Linked DNA regions of Homo sapiens: all the other regions are linked to region 1. Evidence: chromatin loops called from intact Hi-C (ENCODE). Cell type or tissue: IMR-90. All regions are shown on one strand. Region 1 has its middle 66 kb from the start of BMP5. Region 2 has its middle 10 kb from the start of BMP5. Region 3 has its middle 23 kb from the start of HMGCLL1. Region 4 overlaps HMGCLL1 (3-hydroxy-3-methylglutaryl-CoA lyase like 1). Region 5 has its middle 39 kb from the start of HMGCLL1.

Region 1 (5,000 bases):
ACCTAAATCCTGCATTGAATTGTGTTGGTAGAACCACGTAAATGTAAGTTTTGGTCAGAAAAGGGTGATTAAACGTGCAGTTTCTAGATGAAATTGAGAAAGGAAACAGAATGAAATCTATCTCTACATAAACACATCATGCCTTTTATTAACAATACTTCCACTATACAGGATAAACTAGGAAGATTTGTAATACCTGAATCCTAGTATTCAGTAAAAACAAGAAAAATGCAAATCATAATCCAGGATTTTACTAGGATAAATGAGAGATTATTTGGTTGAAAGGACCATTGTGTGGAAGATGAGGAAGAGAAATAAAAGTTCCAAACAAGAACTCCAAGAGACATGAAGAGGCAGTGGGGATGTTATTTTCAACCTGTCACCTTCAACTCTAGGAATATACAGGGACAATGGGGAAAGCAGACTAAGGGATGGTAGTCTTCTTGTCAATCTGACAGAATATCATTTACATTTCATTAGGATGAGTTTGCACATTGGTGTTTGGAAGTTTCCCAGTAGTTATTTCACTATCTTAGGTGTATCTACATATATATATATATATATATTATTTATATTTACATACTTTTCTAGAAACTCCTGAATATTATCACGCTATCTGATATTTTGAAAAACTGAACTATTTTCTGAAATTTTCTGATGATTTCTTCTCTGTTAACACAATTCTATGACTTGAACATTTGTTAGTTCCCGGTGGTGCACAAGAATGTCAGTGAGTCACTAAATTGCTCTAGAAACATTCAAGCTTGGAAGATCTCAATTCTATGAGGCCAACACTTCCCAGAACACCTAATTTTATCTAAAGTACAAACCAAATATCTCCCACATAACCGTTAAGAATTTTAACAGAGAAATTCTAAAATCATATAATTCCTCTCATTCTCCATTCTTTAAACTTCACTAGTCATCCACTTCATCCACTTCAGAAATTGTCCAAAAACTGTGCTATCTGCTGCCAGAGAATTAAAAAAAATAAGCAGAGGAGAGTTATGCCTTTAACAAATATTTACTGAGAAACTACTATGTGGCAAGAGTATAGGATGGTGTTTAAATATTATTTTAATTCTTCATAAAACCTCCAGAATGTATGCTTCAAAGTTTTGTGACAGAGGAAAGAATCCTGTGAAAAACGAAAACAAAAACAAAAACAAAAACATTAAATCCATATCCAATCTGGCTAAGTCTGCTTTTGGGAAAACAGTGACAATGCATCTGAAACAAAAGTAAATTTACCAGATGCCCCAAAACAACAACAACAAATTTTAAAAAATCAATTTTTGAACCTTTTAAAGACATTTTTGCTTTGTTTTCCAGTATTCCAATATTGTATTCAAACTTACTCATATTTTATATAAATTTTGAATTGTCACTTAGTTTTTAAAAGGCAAAAGTCATGTTCACACTTTAAGGATTTTTATAAAATCCAGCTTCATCATAAAATATTTCTATTTATGAATGGGATTTTGGTTTATTTAATCTTTCTTTCATTTTCCCTTGCTAACAACCTTTTTTTTTACCATATTGGAAATATATATTTGTCATATTAATTGAATATATTAACACCTCACGGTCATCTGACTTACAGAATCAGCAGAGTAATTTATAAATTAGTCCTTTCATATACTCTTGTCTTCTCAGTGCTCTTTTAATATTCTGGTGCCAGAAAACTATTAATGTGTTTGTTCATTCCTTCATTTATTCATTCTCTCGTTTATATTGTAGACTCTAATGGAAATATCTGTTTATTGTTTTCTTCTAAGACTTGCAGCTGTCTCCTCTGCTTAAAACCCAATAAAGAATCTGGACTGGGGACTAATCAAAGCAGGCTTTCTATACATGGTGAAAAACTGCAGCATTTAAAACTTGGTTTCTGCTAGCAGTCATGTATTCTTTTGTATGAACTAGAGAAATGGACAGAGAGTGTATAAATGAAAGAAATGTGACAAGAAGAGAGATGGAGGAAGAACCTTGGCAGCATTCGGTTCCCAGGTTTCAGTTGAACCTGACAGCCCACTCTATTTCTGCTGTTGGAACTGTGAAAAGTCTCCGTTTCTTTTCTATAAATTCTCGTACATTGAACCTAGCCTCAATGTGGAGCCTCTTAATTGTAAGTAATTCACTTCTAACCAACATAATTTAATTTTATTAAATGAATGTTACTGAATTTCTAATGGTAATGGGCTATGTAGTAGGCTCTGGGAAACAAAGATAAGTAAGACATTACCCCAATTGCAAGCACCCTTAACTTACCCAAATGCTCGCAAGCACAAGGGAATGCAGACAGCGTATCTTAAACACTGGTGAATTTCTCATAATACCTAAAAAAGTCAATAGGGGTCTCTCAAGATTCACTGAACCACTTTTCACAATGAATTTCCAAAGTATTTATGAGCTTATACATTTTCTTTTCATAATAGGTTACACTAAGCAATTATATGGGAGTGAGTGAGGTGGATTTTGCTTTACAGTGCCAAAACATTTGCCATCCTCTGAGATGCTGAAAATATCTTCTCCATAATATAAGAGTTGAACTTTCCATTTCAAATATAGAATCATCATTTGAACGATTGTATTAGTTGTTACTGAGGGGACTGCAGTATACCCATGCAATATTAGAAGGCTGTAAGACAAGAGATTCCCACACAAGTCACTTGTGTATATACCAAGACTAAAGGACAATTAATCTGTAAGAAATAGAAAAACCTAGATTAAAATGAAAATGTTGCCCATATTCCTGTTGACAATATTGACAATATTCTCATTGAAAGTAGAATGAATGGCTTTTTCTTTATCCCTCGTTTGAGTAACTAGGGTTATGTTAAGAAATTTTTAACTGGTGAACAGAGATTAGTTCTTGACCTTAAAAATATTTTGCTGATTCCTCTTATACAATTAGTCCCTTTGTCTGAAGCTGCAAGTATGCTATGTGTTCAAGGTCAGCTTAAATGTATTGTCAAGTATAGATAATTAGCCATCTAGGTGATTAAGGAAATTAAGTTAATGAGACTGGTTACGTGATGTCCCCTGAGATAGGAATCTGGTGAACCAGACATGTGTCTGTATTATTTCGCCAGGGCTGCCATAAGAAAATACAATAGATTGGGTGCCTTAAACAACAGAAATTTATTTTTTTCATAGTTTTGGAGGCTATAAGTGTGAGATCAAGGTGTTAATACTTTTGATGTCTTCTGAGGCCTCTCTCCTTAGCTTATAGATGGCCTTTTTCCCTATAGCTTCACATGGTCTTCCCTCTGTGCATGTTTGGTATTTGTGTCCTAACATCTTCCTACAGGGACACCAATCAGATTAGGACCCACTCATATGACATCATTTTACCTAAATTACCTTTTTAAAGATTCTAGCTCCAAAAGCGGTAACGTTCTGATGTTCTGGGGTTAGGACCTTAGCATATGAATTTTGGAGGGATACAGCTCAGTCCATAACCATAACAGACAGCTTAACTATATTGCCATCTACAGATGATTAGTGGGTAGCTTATTGAAAAAAACAGGTTAAGCCCTGGTGTGATTCTGTCCTGAGGAGCTGTTCTCTGGAGCAGTAGTTGTTTATCTCTGTCCACCTTCTCTCCCACCTAAGTGAGTGCCACCACCCCATGGAAGATTCAATGGACATGGCAATGAGCCCCCTGAGGCCTCAGAATTATCTTTTTGGTTGTGAACTAAAGGCCGGCAAAGATGATCACTTTAAGGTGGATAATGGTGAAAATGATTACCAGTTATCTTTAAGAATGGTAAGTTTAGGGCCCTGTGGAAAAGATGAATTGTGCATTGTTGAAGTAGAGGCAGAGAGTTATGAAGGCAGTCGAATTAAGTAACACTGGCAACTTTGAAAATGCCTGTACAGCCAACAGTTTCCCTTGGGGGCTTTGAAATAACACCACCCATGGTCTTACAGTTGAAGTGTGGTTCAGGGCCCGTGCATATTAGTAGCTGAGGAGGAAGATGCAGAATCAGGAAGTGGAGGACAATGTAAAACTCCTAACTATATCTGGAAAGCAATCTTCCCCTGGAGGTGGTAGCAGCCTTCCACAGAAAAAAGTAAAACTTGATGCTGCTGAAGATGATGATGATGATAATGAAGATGATGATTTTGATGATGAGGAAACTGAAGAAAAAGATTCAGTGAAGAAATCTGTAGAAGATATTCCAGCCAAAAATGCACAAAAGTCAAATCAGAATGGAAGGACTCAAAACCATCAAAGCTAAGATCAAAAGGTCAAGAATCATTCAAAAAACGAGGAAAAAACTTGTAAAACACCAGAAAGACCTAGTTCTGTAGAAGATATTAAAGCAAAAATGCAAGCAAGAATAGGAAAAGATGATTTTCTTCCCAAAGTGGAAGCCAAGTTCATCAATTATGTGAAAAATTGCTTCCAGGTGACTGATCAGAAGACTATTCAAGATCTCTGGCAGTGGAGGAAGTCTCTTTAAGAAAGCAGTTTAAACAGTTTTCTAAAAACTTTTCTTTAAGTTTAGGGGTACATGTACAGGATGTGCAGTTTTGTTACATTGGTAAATTGGTGTCATGGGGATTTGTTGTACAGATTATTTCGCCACCAGGTATTAAGTCTAGTACCCATTAATTATTTCTCTTGATCCTCTCCCTCCTCTCACCTTCCATTCCAATAGGCCCCAGTGTATGTTCCCCTCCATGTGTCCATGTGTTCTCATCATTTAGCTCCCCCTTATAAGTGAGAATATGCGGTATTTGGTTTTCTGTTCCTGCATTAGTTTGCTAGGGATAATGGTCCCCAGCTCCATCTATGTCCCTGCAAAGGACATACTCTTGTTTTTTATGGGTGCATAGTATTCCATTATGTACATGAACCACATTTTCTTTATCCCATCTATCATTGATGGGCTGTTAAAAATTTTCTCTCTTATTTCATTTTTGTAACAGTTGATATCTGGCTGTCCTTTTTGTAATGCAAAATAAGAACATTCCCCACCATGTTTGTTAAA
Region 2 (5,000 bases), 56 kb after region 1:
TTAATTTTCAAATCCTCCTGTTCTTTTATCAATGTCCTGCTTTAAAAAATTATGATTTCTATTTCTTTTGTTGTGGCTTTACCATTTTAAACATAGTTTTAAAAGTTTACTTTGGATGGTTTTATTCCCTCCAGTTTGGGGATGTGCAGTACTTCCTGCTGTCTTACTTGACAGCTCCTGCTCAGTTTAGATTGCTTCCTTATATGGTTTGTAGTTTTTGATTTTAAACTTTTCTTTAATAAGTATTTTCTCCCTGTGCAGAATTCTGTGGACTCTAGTGCTTAAAGGGAAGCTATTAATATGTATCTATGCTATGTTTGTTCAATTGGTTTAAAACAAGTTTTTAATATTGAGACTTGGGAATTCTACCACTAACCTTAAGGACAGCAGAGTACCATGAACTATTTAATTTTATTTATTTATCGTATCGTATCGTATCATATCGTATCGTATCGTATCGTATCGTATTGTATTTTTTGAGACGGAATCTTGCTCTGTTGCCCAGGCTGGAGTGCAGTGGCGCGATCTTGGCTCACTGCAACCTCTGCCTCCCGGGTGCAAGCAATTCTCTGCCTCAGCCTCCTGAGTAACTGGGATTACAGATGCCCGCCACCCTGCTAGGCTAATTTTTGTATGTTTAGTAGAGATGGTTTCACTGTCTTGCCCAGGCTGGTCTTGAACTCCTGACCTCGTGATCCACCTGCTTCGGCCTCCCAAAGTGCTGGGATTACAGTTGTGAGCCACCATGCCTGGCCTTGTTTTAATTTTTAAAGGAGAATTTTAATTTATTTTTCACTTATATCCTTAGGCCAAATCAAATATTACTTCACTAGGGGTTATTATTTTATCTCTCTCTTCAATTGCTCAGAGGTCCCCCCTTTATTTTCCTAGCTCTCTATAAGGATCTCAAGTTCAACATCTATCTTCATGTAAGTCCAAGGTAATATTCATGTCTCTATATGGACAGTTAATCTGCATCCCCTAGAAATGCGGCTTTTCCTGAGCCTGATAACCCCCTAAACATCTATTGAGTCATTTTGTAAATTATCTGGTTTTACATTTCTTCTTTGTTGTTGGTGCCTAGGAATTTCTCTTATTTTCCTTTAAGCTCATCTGTATATTTCACTTCATTATTTTGATTACATGTGATTTACTGTTTACTTATGTAGCAAGAGATGTGCTTTTTTACTACAGTCAGGTTGTAAGAACTGTACTGAAAAATAATAATAGAATTTGTTATTGAACCAATTCCTTTATTTACTTTTGAAATTTGTTGTTGAACCAATTCCTTTATTTACTTTATTTATCAATGTATATCTTCCTTCCCATCCTTGATTTCCTTTATTTTACATTGACCCCATGTAGAGACAACCTCATAATTTCAGATCCTGTCCTACGTGAAATCTATGTCTATGTAGAGCCTTTCATTTCTTTTCACCCACGAAATTAGTCTCTAGATGTGCCTAGGTACTTACTGTATAATTTTTTACCCTATAATTTAAAACTGTGTACATAAAATACTTATGGGGTGAGAAGGTATAAATCCTTCTAGCCGAAAGAAATGTAATTAGTGTTTCGGCATATTTGAGTGTGTCGTTGCAAAATACTGTTCTCTAGGTTAGTGGTGTGGTTTGGTATAAAAGAAGTAATAGAAATGTTCATAACAGAGACCCAGGATATAAAAGTCCCTTTGTGTTTTTCATTACAAGGTCATTACTTGCCATTCTTTACAAAATAAACATGAAGAATTGTTTCCAGGTTCTAAAGTTCAAGAGTTTTTGGACAAACTTAGTAAAATGGTAAGTGAAATACTTAAAGAACTGTAACTGAAAAGCAAAAATTTAAAGATGTATATTTTCATAGCAATAGAGATAGGATTATTATTTCTAAAAGCTTAAAGTGTGTCTAAACATTTCCATTCAAAAAGGTTACAGTAAATTTCTGCAACTTTACAATTTATATAACCAAGAGGTGGCAGTGTTCCATCTAGTTTCCTTTGGAAACTCATTCTCCAGAGGTAAAATTTTCAGATGTATTCTAATTAACTTTTAAAACAATTGACTTTTATTAAATTAATAAATACTACTATCACATGTACTTAAAATAATTATAATTGAGTAGCATTTTTTGAGTATAAGAACATTAAAGCATTACTGTATAGAATAGTTTGATCTGAACAGCCAAAAATTAGACATTTTCAACATCATCATATGGGTGTTTTACATCTAAAATACTTTGTTACTAGATTGTCTCTTTGGTGTTCTACTCTGTCTTTAATATTAATTAATTTATTTTGTAACACTATGAAAACAGTGATTTATCTTCATGTCTAACTAGTTAATAAGGGGAATAGTTTGGATTGAGAGTTCGTAACAGACAATATAATTTCATCATTATCTTTCAACATTTTCTTCAAGAAGAAAATAATAAACATTTATGAATATTTTCATCTATTGAAAATACATACAAATACAATCTTCAGCTATTAGTATTACAATGAAAGCAGCTAACATAAATAATTGAAACAGATTTCAATCCCAAATTCCAAATCTGTTCCAGAAAATCTTAAATGAAAGCTTATTGGAGGCACAAATTCTCTTTTACAAGTATGTCCTGGCAATAATTGACTTAACAGTCAATTATTACAAACAAAATCCAGGTTTCTTAATTAAAATACAAAATATTGGCTCTCCTACTTAGCCTGAAATAAGTTATGTCTTAAGGAGACTGCAATTATGGTGGCGCCTTCTAATGCCACTGATGGTCAGAGCCTGTCAGTGTTTGTATAAAAACTAATTTCTTTAGAGGTTTGCAACAGTGCTGTGGATTGTTACTTCCTTAGCAAAGGCTTGGCATCAAAATTCTAAAACAGAAGTTTAGGGATTTTTTTTGAGTTTGGTCTGAACACCAAAAGACTTTCATTTTTACTCTCATAAACGTGGAAAAAGTAAATTCTACCATTTATTATAATTACATTTTTGAACTTGAGAATTTTATCTTTAAATATGTATATAAAAGTTATGAATTGGGTATATTTGGCAAATAATACTAAATATAAATTAATGAACCACTCATAGCAAATTTGAAACAAGTTTTAAACAAAGCCTTTACATATTTGAATGATAGCTATTTTTATTTGGTAAGCCCAAATAAGTTTTTATAATTGATTTTATCAAAATGAATAAAATGCATTTATTTTTCACTTATCAATGTTAGTGACAAAGTCTTTTTAAATGACTTATTTATTCATGTAAGACTCCTTAACCAGCTAACTTAAGAAAGACTTCTAGGACAGAATAGGTTACACTAGTTATAATTTTATCTTTCTTCTACTCACTTGCTTCTCAATTGAAAGAGCGGAAATGACAGTCAAATTGTCTACGGCTGGTCAGTGAGACTTGGGAAGAGAGAGAGCAAAAACCGTGAACTGATTTTTATACCTTGGATTCATACTATGTTTGCTTACTTCTATGTGTGTTTCTCAAGGAATTTAGTGTTGTTATAGGTCATATTGGCATAAGAAAATATCCTTTAGTAGATAAGCATTTTGACTGCTATGTATTAAACTGGAGAATGCATTTTTTTAAGCTGTGTTGTCATATAAACTGTGTAAAAGTTTATATGGACCAGTCACAATTGTGACATACATTTCTTAGACTTTGATACAATATTAGTAAAGTAATAAAATATATGAATAATTATAATGTTAATTTAATAGTTGTCATTGCTTATAGATGGTTTGTAAATATTTTTAAGCAAATTTATAAATTTCACTCTATGAATATTCATTCTATTGGACATCTATATATCAAACACTGTTCCTATAACACTGAGGCAACAATAATGCATAAGAAGAAATTTCCATCCTTCAAGAAGTAGTAAAATATTATAACACTTGACACTTATTATTTATTTTGTGTCAGGACCCATGCCAAGTCTTTTTATGTTTATTAACTTATTTAATCTTCATAAAACCCTAAGTGATAGCACCTGCCATTATCTCCATTTTACAGATCAGGAAACTGAGGCAGATAGTGCTTATACAATTATGAAATGGTGGAGTGAGATACAAATTTAGTCTAGTTCCTGAGCAGAGGCTTTCAATTGTTGTGTTATTTTGCTTCTCCATTTATAACAAGACAGACGTACTCTTTTCCAGATGTTCTGGTTGAAAATCAGTCTTAGGATATGTTTTGCATGATGGCAATCAGCTCCTTGGATAATCACCTTCTTAGCTCCTTAGATACTGTGATTCCATAGTAAAATTTTTTTGGAAAATGCTATATACTACACCTCCCCTTCACTACCATATTTTTAAAAATCTAAATGTGCAGTAGCATGCTAAATGTTTTGGGCGATCTCTTTGTAAAGGTATGAAAATTATACACTTCTCCACAGTGATCTGAATAATGTGACAAATGCTAAGATAGTGATTACATTTATGAAAGAATATTCACATACTGCATCCTTTAATGATTATAAAAATCTTCTGAAATATTTCTTATTAATATCCCTTTTTTAAGGTAAAGAAACCGAGGCAGATGTGTTAAGTGACATTTCACATGTAACAAAGCAGACAGTAGCAAAACCAGTGCTTGAATCAGTTCTAATTCAAAACCCAATGCTCCCAATTATGTAAAGTAAACGTCTCCACTGTCAAATACCACATCCTTGTAGGCAATTATCTATATGCTTTAGATGATTCTTTTACCAAGCTGTTAGTTGGTTGTGTATTGCTTGCTTCAAGGGTGAACAAGCTAACTTTTTCTCTTTTCACTCATCATATTCAGAAGTTGACAGCCTCCCTTAACACTAATGAAAAACCTCAGGGTAGATGTGCATTTTAATTTTATTTCCTTGTGCAGTGGAAGAGCAGTTAGTGAATCAAGCCTATTTTTCTCTATTGCTACTGCAGTAGGATACCATGAGAACAGATTTGAGATGTGCTGTTAAAACAATGAGGAAATATCACCAAGGAGAGAAATGCTGTATGTCCTCCA
Region 3 (5,000 bases), 340 kb after region 1:
AGTATAATATACTAACTTTCAAAAATTTCTTTTGTCTTTATCAAAACCTTCTAGAAATAAATGCAGCGTTTAAAATGTATTTTTAAAGTTACAATATATAAAGCTAGAAAACTTGAGAAACACAAAGTTAATTCAATCTAATCTAGAAATATAAATTCAATATTAAGACCTAAAATGTACTAATTATGTGTGCTTGCTACATAATTTGGCAAAAGGTTTGTTTTGTTTCAAAATAACTATGGAAGTTAAAGAATGTATATGATTTTCTTTTCCTCAAACTAATTTATATGTAATATTTGTTTTCTGATGAATTGACTTAAAGGTTCATATTTCAGGGCTTCTTTGACAGTAGGAAACTTGGCAAGAGCTCTGTAGATAAAACATTCACTAGGGGTGAAGCCTGCAGCAACTGGGCCAACTCCCTTGCTGCACTTTACTTTTCTCTAAATGCTTTCCTTTTAAAGAAAAAAAAGGGAAGGAAAATTTTGGCTGAAACAATTTTTTGAATAACCTTTCTCCCCACCAGACTCTCCAGACACCCAACAAACTACTTCTCTATGGGAATAGATATTAAATCAATATAATTTTTGTATGTACTTATGGAATAAAATCAATTTACATTTCTTTATTGAGTATTTTTGCTGAGAAAACAGTCTAACTTCAATATGCGAGAAAACCACTGCTTTTTAGTTTGCCCCTCATAAGGAAAAGTAAAGCATTCTTGTGGCAGAAATCTAAGCTACAAAAAGAGTTACGGATTTTTCATACATACATTTTATAGAAACATAAACATGCTTATATAACTTTGGTTTTTTCAGAGTTAAGTACGCTCACTGTCTTAATAATTTTCAGACTGGTGAGATGTAAGAAAAGACTAAAATTAATGGTGGGCCATAGGAAAGATACTACCAGTTTTCCCCAAGAAGACCTTCTGTGGTGACATAAAATTGAGTAGGCATGGACATTTTTCTGTTTCCCAAATCCTCGAGTGAATAAATCCAATGCTATGATGACTGAGAAGACTTCAGTGTTTATAATATGTACATTCCTGTGTTGAGTGTACAGAAGAGGTGGCAAAACTGTTCTCCCTGAGCAATGAGAACAACTGATATGAATAGATATTTGTGTGTAGCAAGAGTGCTCACAAATACCTCCCTAACCCTTTAAAAAAGTGGAATTTGTTAACTAGAGATAATACTTAAATTAAATTATAACCTAAATATAGAAGTTCAAAAGAGTGCCAAATATCTGAAATTATCAAGTAAGAATGAGTTAGAGATAGTATGTCAACCTGCTATAAGGAAAAGGTTAAAATATTCTCTTAGGTTATGTAATATTTAATAGTAGTGTCTATTTTCAGATTGGTACTGATAGTTTTATTAAGTTGTCTAGAAACTAGAATAATTTTATTAAGTTGCTTAGAAACGAGAATAATTTATCTGAAGAGGCGGTAGACTTAATACTCAGAAATAACAGGTGATATCATTTTTATACTATTTCCCCAGTCTCTCTTAAATCAGGAATTCTCAGTTTGGTCTCTGGAACAGCAGCAGCATCATTACATGGGAACTCGTTAAAAAACCAAATTCTCAAGCACCACTGCAGACCTACAAAATCAAAATTTCTGGAGTAAGGTCCTTCAGTCTTCTTAAGATGATAACCATTGTTTTAGAAAAAATTACATGCCTTTAAACAAGAAATGTTATTTTATTAAATAATACACAGATCTCAACTTTTATATGTATAGATTTTAAATCACATGCAGTTTAGACATTAGCTGATGCATTTCCAATTGGTTTCAATACATGGTGATGGCAATGGTTCATTCCTCAAGATCATCTCGCATCTGTATTTAAGTATCTGCTTGGTCAATTTTTGAATGTGACATTTTTTACATCTTATTTGTTTTGTTATCCAAAGAATGTAACACAGAAAAAATATCGAAGTGCCACTGCTACTTATTTAAATAGAATTCTCACAGATTCTATGTAAAATAATACTTGATGATTAATGCCTAATTGTTAATTATTAAGTTCACCAGAAGTTGCAAATTTTTAGTCCCACCTACATACTTATAGAACTTAGTCCTATTGATTTTGTGTCTAATCATAGAAGAAAATACAAACAAGTCAAGAGAATGTATGAAATGCGGGAAACATCATTTAAGATCATGATTTAAAGGAAAATGTAATTTTAGATTGTATTATATTTTTTGTCTTACCAGGAATGGAAACATTTTTATTTTCCCTTATAGTTTTGGATATTCATTTTTTGTGGGAGTGTAAATAACATTAACAAAAAAAGTCTTCAAGCTACAAGATCTATGAGGTATCTCCTGGAGCCAGAGAGGAAAATATAGAATGCCACCTCTACTCCCCACTATGCTCTGCATACATTCTGCTGATTAGATTATTTGACCATGTATTTTTATTTATCATAATCTTTCCATATTTTATTACATACGTCTAAGAGATGAAGAGCCAAAGAAAAAATCTGAGAGATAACGGGGCATTTTATCAAAATTTCTCCTATTTATTATATTTAAAAATGAAGAAATTTTTGTGGAAACTGTAAGGAAAGGCCCATAAGGAGAACACATTAGGATTGAATGGATTGCATTTGTTTAGACTGAAAACAAGTGCGTAGAAAAGTAATTTCTAAAAAATAGAAGAGAAAAAGCATTTAGCTCAAATCATATTACTTATGTTTGAAATATTGGGGTTGTATAGTCTTTATTTAATATGTGAAATTAACATTATAAAATATACCAGTGAAGAAATTTGCTCAAAATCAGTGATTAATAGCCAAGTCAATTTTTAAAGCATTAATTTATATTCAATTTACCTTTCAGTCAAAAATGTTTTAAAATTCGAAAGTGAATGGACTTACAAGGAAAAAAAAGTTTTTAGGGCTAAACAGCTTGAATCCTTGTGTGGTAGACTGATTTAAAAAATGACCGCAATTCTACATTTATTTATATATTTATGCCCTTTGCAGTGGCTTCAAGGAGTAAAGTTGATATCCTTATTTCTTGAGTTTAGATTAAATTTGGGACTTGTTTTGGTTAATAGAATGCAGTGGAATTTATAGTATGCAAGTTAAGAGACCTGTGTGCTTGCCCTGTTTTTATTTGAAAACTTCCTAGCTGCTATGCGAACCAGTCAAAGCTATCCTGCAGAATAATGTGAATCGTGCAGCCCAGTCACCTGCATACCTGCAGTCACCAGTTAGCTGTCAGCCATACAGACTAGTGAGGTCATTCCTGAACAGCTGGTCCCTTACCTTTAGTGACTGACTGTAGATGCTGGAAAAAGCCCAGCCAAGACTAGCCAAGCCTGCCTCAAATGAGCAGCACCATCCAATTGACCTGCAGTCTCACAATTCCCAAGAAAAACAGTTTTCATTGTTATATGGCACTGAGGTGTTGTCATTTGTGGCAATCAGGATTGCTATATTTAATAAGTAAAATTCAGGATGCCCAGGTAAATCTAAATTATTTCTAATAAGATATATTACATTGACATAAAATGTTAAAAATTATTTTTTATTTATTGGAAATAAATTATAAGTATTTAAATTACATACCTCTTTCTTAAACTATGATTTTCTCATGATTTGGCTCAATAAACAGTTCCTTGTTTTTGCATAATTTGCTTATCAGATTTTTTGTAGTTGCAGTCTATGTTCCATTTACATTGTAACATAGCTTCTACAATAGTTAAATCTAACTTATTTTGTTATTTGATTCATTGAGCATTAATGAGAAAATGCATGCAACATTAGCATTATAGGTTGGTTTGCAGAACACATACTGGGGAAAGTTGACAACTGTGATAAATGATTTTCAAATTTGATTTGTTGAAGCACATAAAAATGTTTTTTATGTTAATTTTTTTATTCTTTAGAATTACATTGCATATCTTGATTAATATATTTTTAAAAGGCTGTCCATTAACAAAAAGAACATTGTTGTCTTCAACAATACACATGATTATTTCACGTGTTTTCATGCTGTAATAGTATTTACTAGCATCCATATATAAGAATTAAATTATTTAATTAAATCTACTCAAAATCAAATGTAATTAAATTTACTTCAAAAGATAGTCATGAGAAATATCTGAATAATTTTACACATCAAATCAGAGCTTATTTTCCTGTTGGTAAGTGATGTTGCCTGCTTTAAAAATAGCTCTCACACCTAAATTGATATATTTTTCAAAATTCTTTCTTTACCACATTCAAGAAGTTAGTTTAAGCAAAGGAGTACTTCAATAACACTGTTTACTCTTCTTTTAATTTGCATAATTATTTTGCTAAAGAGTTTATCTAGACTTCACTTAATGGATTTAAAATGTCAACAATAATTTTGGAGGCCTTTTTTTCAGAAGTGAAATATGATTTTAGAGATTTAAAAAAACTGAAGATTCTCTCAACTACATTTGTTAAAGAGAGTCATCAGGGTTTGAATGTGAGAGAATTAAAAAATACCGCCAATGTAAATCATTCAGTTTAAACAGAAGAAACACTGAAGTAAGAGAATAATTTTATAACAATTACTTTAATTTCAACATAAAAATATCTAATGATAATTGAGAGCTTAATGAGAATATGGACAAGATAGCCAACACCTTTCACAGAATCATTCATGCTTAGCTTCGGCTTTGAAGAAACACTGTCTTTACCTTTAAGCAAACATTCACCAAATGTATACTTGCATCACTTTTATACAGTGGCAGTACATTTGTTTTCACTAAGTGTTTCTGCAAAATTTTCTATTGTTTCTTAAGTTTCATCTTATAAGCAAGAATTTTTCACAAGAAAAATTGTGTATGAACCAAGGGAAAATTGTTTTCTGTATTGTGATTACTTGCATCCATGGTTATGCTGTAAAAAGGCAAGGCATTTATATTTTTTATAATCTCTGTGATAGTAATTGGAGTTAGTACTTATTTTTCTTTAATTGCGGTAGATTTCATCTGGGCACTTGAAAATGTTCT
Region 4 (5,000 bases), 500 kb after region 1:
GTATCCTTTTCTTTTATCTTCCATTTTCTCCTATTCATTTTTTCATATTATGTATTTTTGTATATATAGTACTGTTTATATATTTATATATTTATATTTTTGTATATATAATATTGTATTATACAGAAATATTTTACTATTTCATGATAGCCAATCTTATGTAATTTATCAACTCTGTCTCTATTTTTCAACATTTAACCTATGAACTTATTTTCACTGTTAATATTGAGTAACATTACAAAAAATATTCATCCTTGAACATCAATCTATCTGAATATTTCTGGCTGTCTTCTTGGGCTAGCTTCCTAGAAATACAATCACTAGGACAACAAATATTTACTTTCTGAAGTTGTTTGCTAATGTTGCTAACTTGTGTGGAAACTTTTCAGAAAGTCTCATAAGAAAAGGAAGCCTTTTGATTTGTCGATGTTCTTCTTCTAATTCACACCCTGCCTCCTGGAGTTGTTATATGGATTCAATGAATCAATGCATGTAAAGTGTTTAGTAATATGTCCGGCATATCGTCAGTATTTTGTTAACTATTAATATTGTGCAGTAGCACACAGTTGTTAAACCTGGATTTGCATTCTTACCTTGCCTCATACTAACCATATGAAGCAGGACATATCACTTGCCCTTCATGAACCTCAGTTTACTCATGAGTAAAATGGGCATGTGTTACTAACCACTTCAGGTTGACTTTGTGGAGCTTTATCATATGTGAAGCACATGGTACAATCCTTGTGAAAAAGTAAGCAATTCAGCAAATGTTTGCTAATAGTATTTATTATTTTTAGTCTTAAAGAAATTGAAAATTTTCTTGCTTTTTTTTTCCTTACTTCCTTCAGTGTACACACTCCCATTTCTATCTCAATTTGAATATGTCCAGTGAAGGTAGAAATATAATCTATCTCCTTTTGAAGGCAAGGAGGAGTGAAGCATTTAGGAATACTAGTTTTAAAGATGAGAAGTCTAATTATTTTGATTAATAATCACATTAGCTTAGTCATTCCTCAACATAGCTCTCTCTCTTTGCATCTATATATAATCCTATTATTTACTTACCAATTTTTATATATACTCCTGTTTACTAAAACATTGACATTATTCATGTAGGCTAACTGTTCATTATCTATGGCTTACCTATCACGTATATTATGTTCACAATACACATCAATGGCAAGTAGGGTTCTCTCTCAGGTGGTACAGTAGCTCATATAGTATCTATTTAGAGTCTTGGTTGAGAAGCAAACATCTGGGCTTATTGGAAATAAGCGTGGCCACTGAACTACGAGTAATACTTCATGTATGGGTAATTTCAGTCCTTTGGTAGAGTGAATAGTAGCTATGAGAAACAAGTTGAGAATAAAAATATTGGAAAATAAGCATATTTTGATATTTTATTCTATATGAATATTCATGTTAAAATGAATAATTTTCACTTTCAGAAATTTTATTTTAAATTAAATCTAACATTACTATAGATTATTAAATAAAATACTGATCTTAGGGGATAAAAAATGTAGATGACTTCAAAAATAATAATCCAGATCTAATTGTTTTTTGGGACTTTAGTAACCTCAATAACTAAAATTTTAGGTTTCATAAAATATTTTGAAAACATGAATATATAGATTAGAAATTTTGCAAGATGATTTTTTACTCCCTTTATTGTTGTATGTATTCATTTTATTTGGGTTATAAGACCATACAGCAACAAGAAAAAGTTGTGATGGTACTTTTAGTTAGCATATCAGCAACATCAGACCATTAGAACATCATACAGAATCAATACTCCCCAGAGCTCACCTAAGATTAGAATACAGACATGATATGTTTATGACATATCTACAGGCAATTTGCTCTCCTCCAGAAAAAGTTGCCACTAACATTTTATTCATTTCTCTCTGGCCTTAGGTCCAAGCACATATGCAGAGAGCTCAAGTAGACGGAGCACACATAACTGAATTCACCAGGTTTATGGTATCCTGGGCCATTGAGTTAATAGCTTTAATTGTGAACTTAGAGAAAATGAGAAGCCAAGGACATCTCAGTCCTTAGAGTTATAATTATATAAATGTATTTATATATGTTATATAAAAATATATTTATATATTATGTATGTTATAAATATTTAAATAAATATGTTATAAATATACATGTTATATATGTTATATATGAATATATAAATATGTATATAATTTAGAAAACATTGGTTCCCTGAGCACTAATAACAGTTGCTTCTCATTAGATAGTCATAAGCTACTTCTCAATAACAGCCAAAATATATAGTCACTTTAGTTTATAATGCTAAATTCTGTGAGCTACAGGACTTTTATTTATTCCAAGTCCCTGGCACAAAGAGTGTGCTTAATAAACACTTTTAAGTCAAAGGAAAAATACAAATATGCTGAATATATTGAACCACATTTTCATGTGTTCTACACCTTTAGTAAGAGTGTCCTTATTTTAAATGCAGAAAACCCGTTTGTTTGATAAATATAAAACTATTTACTATTTACAGTTTTGAGGGACTGCAACACAGTGAGTGGGGTTGTAAATGTTTGACTTTAACCTGGTGGATTTTGGTGCTATATTGCCACCTTGTGGTTACTCATCTAAAAATGGACTTTTCTTCAAAAACAAAAATCAAAAATAGACAAAACAAAGAATAACTGTTTTGCTTTTGTGATATATGGTGCAAACATAAGTTTGTGCTGTGTGCTTACACACACACACAGACATACAGTCACACACACACACATGCATGCACACCAGAAACCTGAGTCTGAAAGTAGTGACTGTGCTTGAAAAGGAGAGAAATGGAACATCTTTCCAAGAGTAATCCTTTAATGCCGAAAGTCTCTCATATAGGAAAATTAGCTAAGTGGCCTGTCTATTATTTTCAAACACACAATGATATGATTTCAATGGTTAAGTAAAAATGTCTTTCCACTCTTTATAATAAAGAACTAATAATAAAAAGAAATAATGTTTTTCTTCCTAGTTTTTTTCAGAGCTTGTTTACATCATATTAAAATTATTTCTGATGAAATAAGGTAGTAGATGTGAAGAAAACATACATAGTGAAATAAAATTTTCTTAGAAGATTATGACTAGAAATTTCCAAAGCAGCTCGTTTAGAAAAACGAGCATATAATTTAGTATAAGGATAACAGTATCATTGAGAAAATTTTTATTTCTGAGAAGAAAATTACACACTTAATAAAGTAGAGAATTTAGGGGAAATTGTATTAAAATATTTTTAAAGTACTGTGATTTTTTTAAAAAGAGAGACTTTAAAGGGAATTGATGCCTTAATATTCTCCTTTATAGGTCATATATCCTTGAATAAACTCTTTAAAATTGCTTAAACTTTAAATCCACATATTGCATTTAGAACTGAGTCAATTAATTTGTGAATAGAGCTTACTGAAAGAGAATCTGTGTCTAGAGCTAATCTGGTACTAGAAAATCAGAAAGACCATTTTACAAGTCCTCTTTTACTCAGATTATGTCTGCCTTCGCCAGAGTATGTTTGCAGATTAGTCCTGTAGTCTTAGATCCTAGAAAGATCCATTATTGCAAAATATGAATAAATTCAGTCTTGGATTTATTTACATTCATTTTCACTTATTTACAGTCATTTTACTACAGGTTAAAATTTCCAAAAACTTTTATATTTTACTTTTTCTACTTAGGTAGGTAATTAACATTCATTGTGGAGGCATTGGAAAACAGAATTAAAGTAAAATAATTTATCTGTAATCATAGCACCCATGATCATTACCATTAGCACTTTATATATCTCCCAAATCCTTTTTGCTTTTAGAAAATTGTGTCATGACTCTATGTACTGTTATAACATCTTCTAACCTGTTTTTCCCTTAATCATGCAGTTAAATAGCATCATCATTTTGTTTTCTAGCTACACCATAAAGCTATTCTCCATTGTGAGACATTTGGATGGTTCTCAAATTTTCATTCTTAAAAAACATACTGTGATGAGTCTTTATATAGATATATGTGTGTGTGTTATATATCCTATACAAAACCAAGATACAATATACGTCACCCATATGTATTTATTTTTATCTAGTTATTTTCTAGGATTTGTTAAATATTTCTAGAAAGGACTCTTTGATAAGGAACTGTTGGGACAAAGAATATTGACGAGTGAAGACTTATTACTAAATAATTGCTCACCCAAAGAATTCCAATTAACTGTATATTCCTACTCATTTAGGTTTGACTGTTTACCTTCAGTTCCAATAACACTCCCTTTGTCATTGATATTTATTGAACTATAATGTATATATGGAAATGTGTACAAATTATAAGCTCAATGAATTTTCACAAACTGATACTATCAATGTAATCAACTCAGTTCAAGAAATTTATTACCAGCACCCTCGAAGCTCTCCTTGTGTCTATTTATATTCACACTTCAAAGATAATTATTAACCTCTCACTGCTTTGATTAGTGTGGTCTATTTTAGGACTTTATCTAAATGAAATGACGTATGTCTTCTTTTGAGCCTGACTTTTTTCAAGCAACCTTGTGTTTGTGAAATTAGTCCATGTTGTTGAAGTTGTAGAGTGTTTTATATATTTGAGCTCTATATTATACTATTTCAATGCCAGTATTCTTTTTTAATTGTTGTCAGTCTGAAAGTATAAAATACAGTGTTACAGTTTTCACGCACAATCTTTGATTTAATGTGAGGTTGAACTTTTTTTTTTTTGGCTTCACTGGTTATTTATATTTGCTCTAGTGTGACATTGGTCATTTATTGTTCCTCTGTGGTAATACTGGTTTCTCTATTGTAAATAAATCTTTCACTCTTGCCCAAGCAATAGGTTACATTGGCCTTTAGTTACAAAATAGAAGAATGACTGTTGTTTCCTCACTCTTTCCCAAAAGGCCAATTAAGACTAAAAACTGTTGTTTTGACAAGGTAACAAGTTTCCCTTCTGGGACTCCTGTAGTTGCAGGGTCT
Region 5 (5,000 bases), 320 kb after region 1:
AATGGCTTCTATCCAAAAGACAGGAAATAATAAATGCTGGCAAATATATGGAGAAAAGGGAACCCTGGTACACTGTTGGTGGGAATGTAAATTAGTACAGCCACTGTGGAGAAGAGTATGGAGGTTCCTCAAAAAACTAAAAGTAGAACCACCATATGATCCAGCAATTCCACTGATAGGTATATTGCCAAAAGAGAAAAAAATATCAGTGTATCAAACATGGGAATATCTGTACTCCTATGTTTACTGCAGCACTATTCACAATGCTCAAGATTTGGAAGCAACCTAAGTGTCCATCAACAAATGAATGGATAATAAAAAAAGGAGGTACTTATACACAATGGAGTACTCTCAGAAAAAAGAATAAGATCCCGTTGTTTACAACAACATGGATGGAAATGGAAGTCATTATGTTAAGCGATATAAGCCAGGCACAGAAAGACAAACCTCACATGTTCTTAATATTTGTGGGAACTAAAAATTTAGGCAATTGAACTCATGGAGATAGAGAGTAGAATGGAGGCTGGGATGGGTAGTGGAGCGGGGGCGGTGTGGGCATGGTTAATGTGTACCTAAATATAGTTAAATAGAATGAGTAAGATCTACTATTTGATAGCACAACAGAGTGACTGGAGATAACAATAATTTATAGTTCATTTAAAAATGACTTAAAGAGTATAATTGGAATGTTTATAATAGAAAGAAGTGATAAATGCTTGGGATAAGTACCCTATTTTCCCTGATGTGATTATTATACATAGTACGCCTGTATCAAAATATCTCACATACCCCATAAATATATACACCTACCACATACCCATAACAATTAATTTTTTTTGGAAAATAAGTATTTATTAACTTCTTGGTTTGTTGAAGAACCAAATAAATATAATTGACTAATTTTAAATATAAGTAGTCAACAGAACCCCCCTCCCATGTGCCACTATTGTTATTTCATTATGAATTTGAAATATGCGAAAAGGCATTAGAATCAGTAGTCTTATTAACTCTGCAGAAACAGTTTATGGTAAAAACAAAATCGTATTTAGATGCCATTTTATGAGGAATGTGAATTTAATGCTTTTACAGCCTGATTTTTTTATATAATTTTTTTTCACTACAATTTCACATGTATTCAACTTCGTAACACATGAGTGCACAGACCAAACATGAAAGTTCTTTTTCATGCCCCTGCACATGTTCCAAATTCATCCATCTGATAGCCTACCAACTTCATCTTCTTTTTGATCCCTATCTTTGACCTCTCCCTCTTCCCACCCCAGTTTTGCCTGCTTGCTCTGGAGGCCTGCTGACAATTTCTACCATCCAGGGATGGGTCCATTGTTTCCTGAAATCCGTGTTTTTCCTCCTTTTGTTTTTTCTTGTGTTTGGAGCAAACACCTCCTTTAGTAACTTCCTAAGAAAAGTTGCATGAACAGTAAACACTTTAAAATCTCACATGCCTGAAAATGTCATTAGTCTCCTCTCACACTTGATAACTAAGTTCACTAGGTGTAAAATTTTAGTTGAGAATCATTTCCTTTTAGAATGTTTAAGGTGTTTAGCTTTTGGTTCTTTTTAACTTTCAATGATTTTTAGCTTTTAAATTTCAGTAAAATCTCTTAGTTAACAAAATTGCTAATAATGTAACTAAAAAGTTACTTTTAACAATCTTATAACATACTTACTGCAGATACTTTGCATATAGACTCTTTCTTTTCTTTTCCTCTTCTCTCTGTAAGCTCTTAAGATATTGTCTTTGTTTCTAGAATTCTAAGTTTACAAATCATAGTACCTGTGTTGGCCTTTTTAAAACTGTTGTGCTGTAATATGGAAATTCATGTTCCTAACTTCTAAAAATACATTGAATTATTTTTTTGATAATTTCTTCTCTATTTGTTCTCTCTGACATGTTTATTATTCATATCCAAATACATTCTCAAAATTTATTTTCTCTTTTTTCTTTCTTACTAGAAGTCCACTAGAGAATAATTTTATTAATGATTTGCTCTATAGGCCACCATTTGTTCAAAAGGTCACTTTTTTTTTTTACTTTTTTTGGTGAACTACAACATACATACAGAAGAGTAAATAAAATATAAATGTACAATTAACAGCTAATTATAATACAAATGCCCACATAATATCTCCCAGGTCAAGCAATAGAACATTACCAGACCCCAGACGTTTCCAGTATGTCTCTTACCAATTATAACATCCTCCCTTCCCATTATCCTGATTTTTATTATAATTACTTCCTTGTTTTACACTATATTATAGTTTCATCACCTATGCATGCATTCCTAAAAATCATGATTTCACTTGACTAAATTTTGGTCTTTATATAAATGCAATCATACTACATGCATTATTTCGAACTTGCTTCATGTGTATATTATAGTTATAAAAATCCACGTTCCTTATAACTATGTTTTTTTATTGCTGTGTAATGTTCCATTGTATGAACATAGCATAATTTATTTATCCATTCTACCTATGATGGATATTTGGGTTGGTTCACACATTGAACAATTATGAGCCATCCTGCTGTGGACCTACTTGTACATATATTCTTGGGCATATGTGCATTTGTTTCCCTAGGGCATGGAGCTCTCTAGAAGGGGAATTGCAAGGATGCACAGAGGGTATATATCATCACCTTTACCAGATAATTCACTTTCCAAAGTGGTGGTACCAGTTTACAATTCCACCAGCAGCGGATGAAAATGTCGTTGCTCTACATTCTCGCCAACCAACGGTGTTTAATAAGACTTCTGAATTTCAGATTTGATTTTTGTAAAAGCTTCCACCTTAACTTTTAATAAAACACAATTATGAAGCTTAGTATGATATCTTCAGTGTATGCCCTCTCCTCACAACCTAGCAGAGCTGGCAACTCCATTAATACTGCTGCCCCCTGCTGTACAAGTGACAAAGTGGTCTATAGGTTGGTTTCATTTAGCATGGTTCCCAACCTCTTCACAGTCTAACTCCTTCTTCTGTGCATATGCTTCACTTTGTCCATGTCTCTTTTAGCATGCGGTTTCCAAGACTATAAATATTGTCTTCCCAAATGAGCTGGTGGGTGTGGAGAATCAGGCTTAATGAGAAGTTATTCTCAAACATCACAAAGATATGTCCAGGTGCAGGCTACTTGCCAAGAAAACAAGCAAGACAGGACATCATGAGTGCAAGATGAGTGTGGTCTAAGTCCTTAACTATTAAGAAACTTTAGGGTTTTTTTTGTGACAGGATGATTTGTGCAGCAAACCACCATGGCACACATTTACCTGTGTAACAAATATGCACATCCTGCACACATACCCGTGAAAGTAAAAGTTGGAAAGAAAAATTTTTAAAAATCTTATCCTTTTTTCTCTTTGTCTTATTATTTTTATCTGGCAGATTTTTTGAATTGTATCTTCCAAACTTCTACCTAGTTTTTCATTTATGCAGTCACATTTTAAATTTCCAATAGATCTTTTTTTGTTCTTGAAGTCTCCATTTTTATAATCTAATTTTTTTGTTATATAGCAAAATCTCTCTCACCTCTCTAAAGACATAACTAAGTTTCATAATGTTTTATTCTTCTTTCTTTACTGATATTTTTTACTTCTAGTTTGTTTAATTTTTTAAATTGTTTTGTTCTCAGTCATATTATTGTTTTTCTCATATATGAGTTAAGACTGTACTTGACTTTAATTTTCTAGTTAATAATTAGATTCTGTAAGGTCAGTGGGAAATTTTATGTTCAATATTCGATCTCATTACATGGTAGGCATTACAGTAGATTGGTCAGTTGGTTTATCAGTTCATTGTTGCCGTATCACAACTCAACTTCAAAATGACTAGCTTAAAACAGTATCCATTTATTCAGCTCATGATGGTTCAGGTGGAGTCTGAACTGGCCCAGCTGATCTCTCTGGATTAGCTCATGCTTCTGTGATCAACTGTCATGTTGGCTGGTAGCTGGATGATACAGGTTCTTAAGTGTGGTTGTTGGCAGGTTGTTAGCTAATGAATCTTTGTTTTTCTCCTCTCCTTGTCCAGCAGGTTAGATTGGACTTGTTTACATGATGGCCTTAGGATTCCAAGAGATCAAGAGATCAAGTCCCAGTAGGCAAGGGTTTATGAAGCATCAATTTTGTATCATGTTTGTGAATGTTCTTTGGCCAAAGCAAATCCCATAGCAAACATAGATTCAAAGGCTGGGGAAATTGTTCCCAAGTCTTAATGGGAAGATCTTCAATGTTACACTGCAAGATGCAAGGAGAAGAAGACTATATGGCTATTTTTATAATCTACTGCAGAATGGCTCCCGGCTGTTGCTTTACTGGGTATTTTCAAATGTCATATTATATAAATATTTTCTCTTAAGAAATTTTACCCAGGAATAAAATTTTAAGGGAATGTAAGTGTGGCTACAACTGTTTCAAGTGGGGGATAGGGCAGGGTCTTTTCAGTCATTATGCCAACTTTCTATTAAACTTTCTGTATTCATTTTGGTACTCTACACTCATCTTTGCCTATTGACATAAATCAAGAGACCCTCTAGCTTAACTTTCCCAAAGAATAAGCTTTCAGTCTTCTGTTAGTTGGTAGAGAGGAAGTTGTCTCATTATGTAGACAGCAGATAAAGCCTTAAACAAATGCACCTATGATGTTTGTAGCTGTAGTTAACAATGAAGTGGCTTTAAGGCAGGGCCTACCAGATACTATTATTCAGAAATAGTCTATAGGTAAATCTTTTCATGATGTACAAATTTCAAATGCTATATATTTTATTTATCAAACATTTAAATTAATATGTTGTAAGCCAAAGACATTTCACAAAAGTCTTACCAACCGTCCTAATTACATTGGATTAGGTGATTGAGCTGGGAACTCTTCATATAATAACTTCTTTCAAGCCTTTCCCTTTACACTCCACCTGCAAGTACATTTTATAGAGGCACAAGGTGCCTGCAAATCTTTGAGCCTTGAAATCTTCTGCAGTATTT

Evidence for each region. Hi-C counts contacts between places; a loop is a spot of excess contacts. Peaks named below come from ENCODE experiments on the same cell type or tissue, not always from the same donor. Only the 100,000 strongest peaks of a DNase experiment are listed, where the experiment ranks them.
Region 2: a loop joins it to region 1, with 4 times the contacts of the local background. A loop is called at or near these places in 6 of 110 quality-filtered maps.
Region 3: it touches region 1 in a loop (2.8-fold over the local background); 14 of 110 quality-filtered maps call a loop at or near these places.
Region 4: a loop joins it to region 1, with 6 times the contacts of the local background. A loop is called at or near these places in 62 of 110 quality-filtered maps.
Region 5: a loop joins it to region 1, with 9 times the contacts of the local background. A loop is called at or near these places in 14 of 110 quality-filtered maps.

Annotation. Positions count from the first base shown.
Region 1 is chr6:55,939,256-55,944,255 of GRCh38, reverse strand. It overlaps the pseudogene NPM1P36. Among named protein-coding and RNA genes, the nearest start is that of BMP5, 66 kb to the right of the region's middle. In IMR-90, a CTCF peak has its summit at 2,350; a DNase peak (open chromatin) is centred at 735; H3K27ac peaks cover 150 bases.
Region 2 is chr6:55,883,360-55,888,359 of GRCh38, reverse strand. No RefSeq gene overlaps it. Among named protein-coding and RNA genes, the nearest start is that of BMP5, 10 kb to the right of the region's middle. In IMR-90, a CTCF peak has its summit at 1,974 (motif pointing right); no DNase peak of the experiment used is centred here; H3K27ac peaks cover 509 bases.
Region 3 is chr6:55,599,561-55,604,560 of GRCh38, reverse strand. It overlaps a transcript of HMGCLL1 not described here. Among named protein-coding and RNA genes, the nearest start is that of HMGCLL1, 23 kb to the right of the region's middle. In IMR-90, no CTCF peak of the experiment used is centred here; no DNase peak of the experiment used is centred here.
Region 4 is chr6:55,443,423-55,448,422 of GRCh38, reverse strand. The region is part of intron 7 of HMGCLL1 (3-hydroxy-3-methylglutaryl-CoA lyase like 1); the gene reads left to right. Among named protein-coding and RNA genes, the nearest start is that of GFRAL, 120 kb to the right of the region's middle. In IMR-90, a CTCF peak has its summit at 2,599 (motif pointing left); no DNase peak of the experiment used is centred here.
Region 5 is chr6:55,615,387-55,620,386 of GRCh38, reverse strand. It overlaps a transcript of HMGCLL1 not described here. Among named protein-coding and RNA genes, the nearest start is that of HMGCLL1, 39 kb to the right of the region's middle. In IMR-90, a CTCF peak has its summit at 2,918 (motif pointing left); no DNase peak of the experiment used is centred here.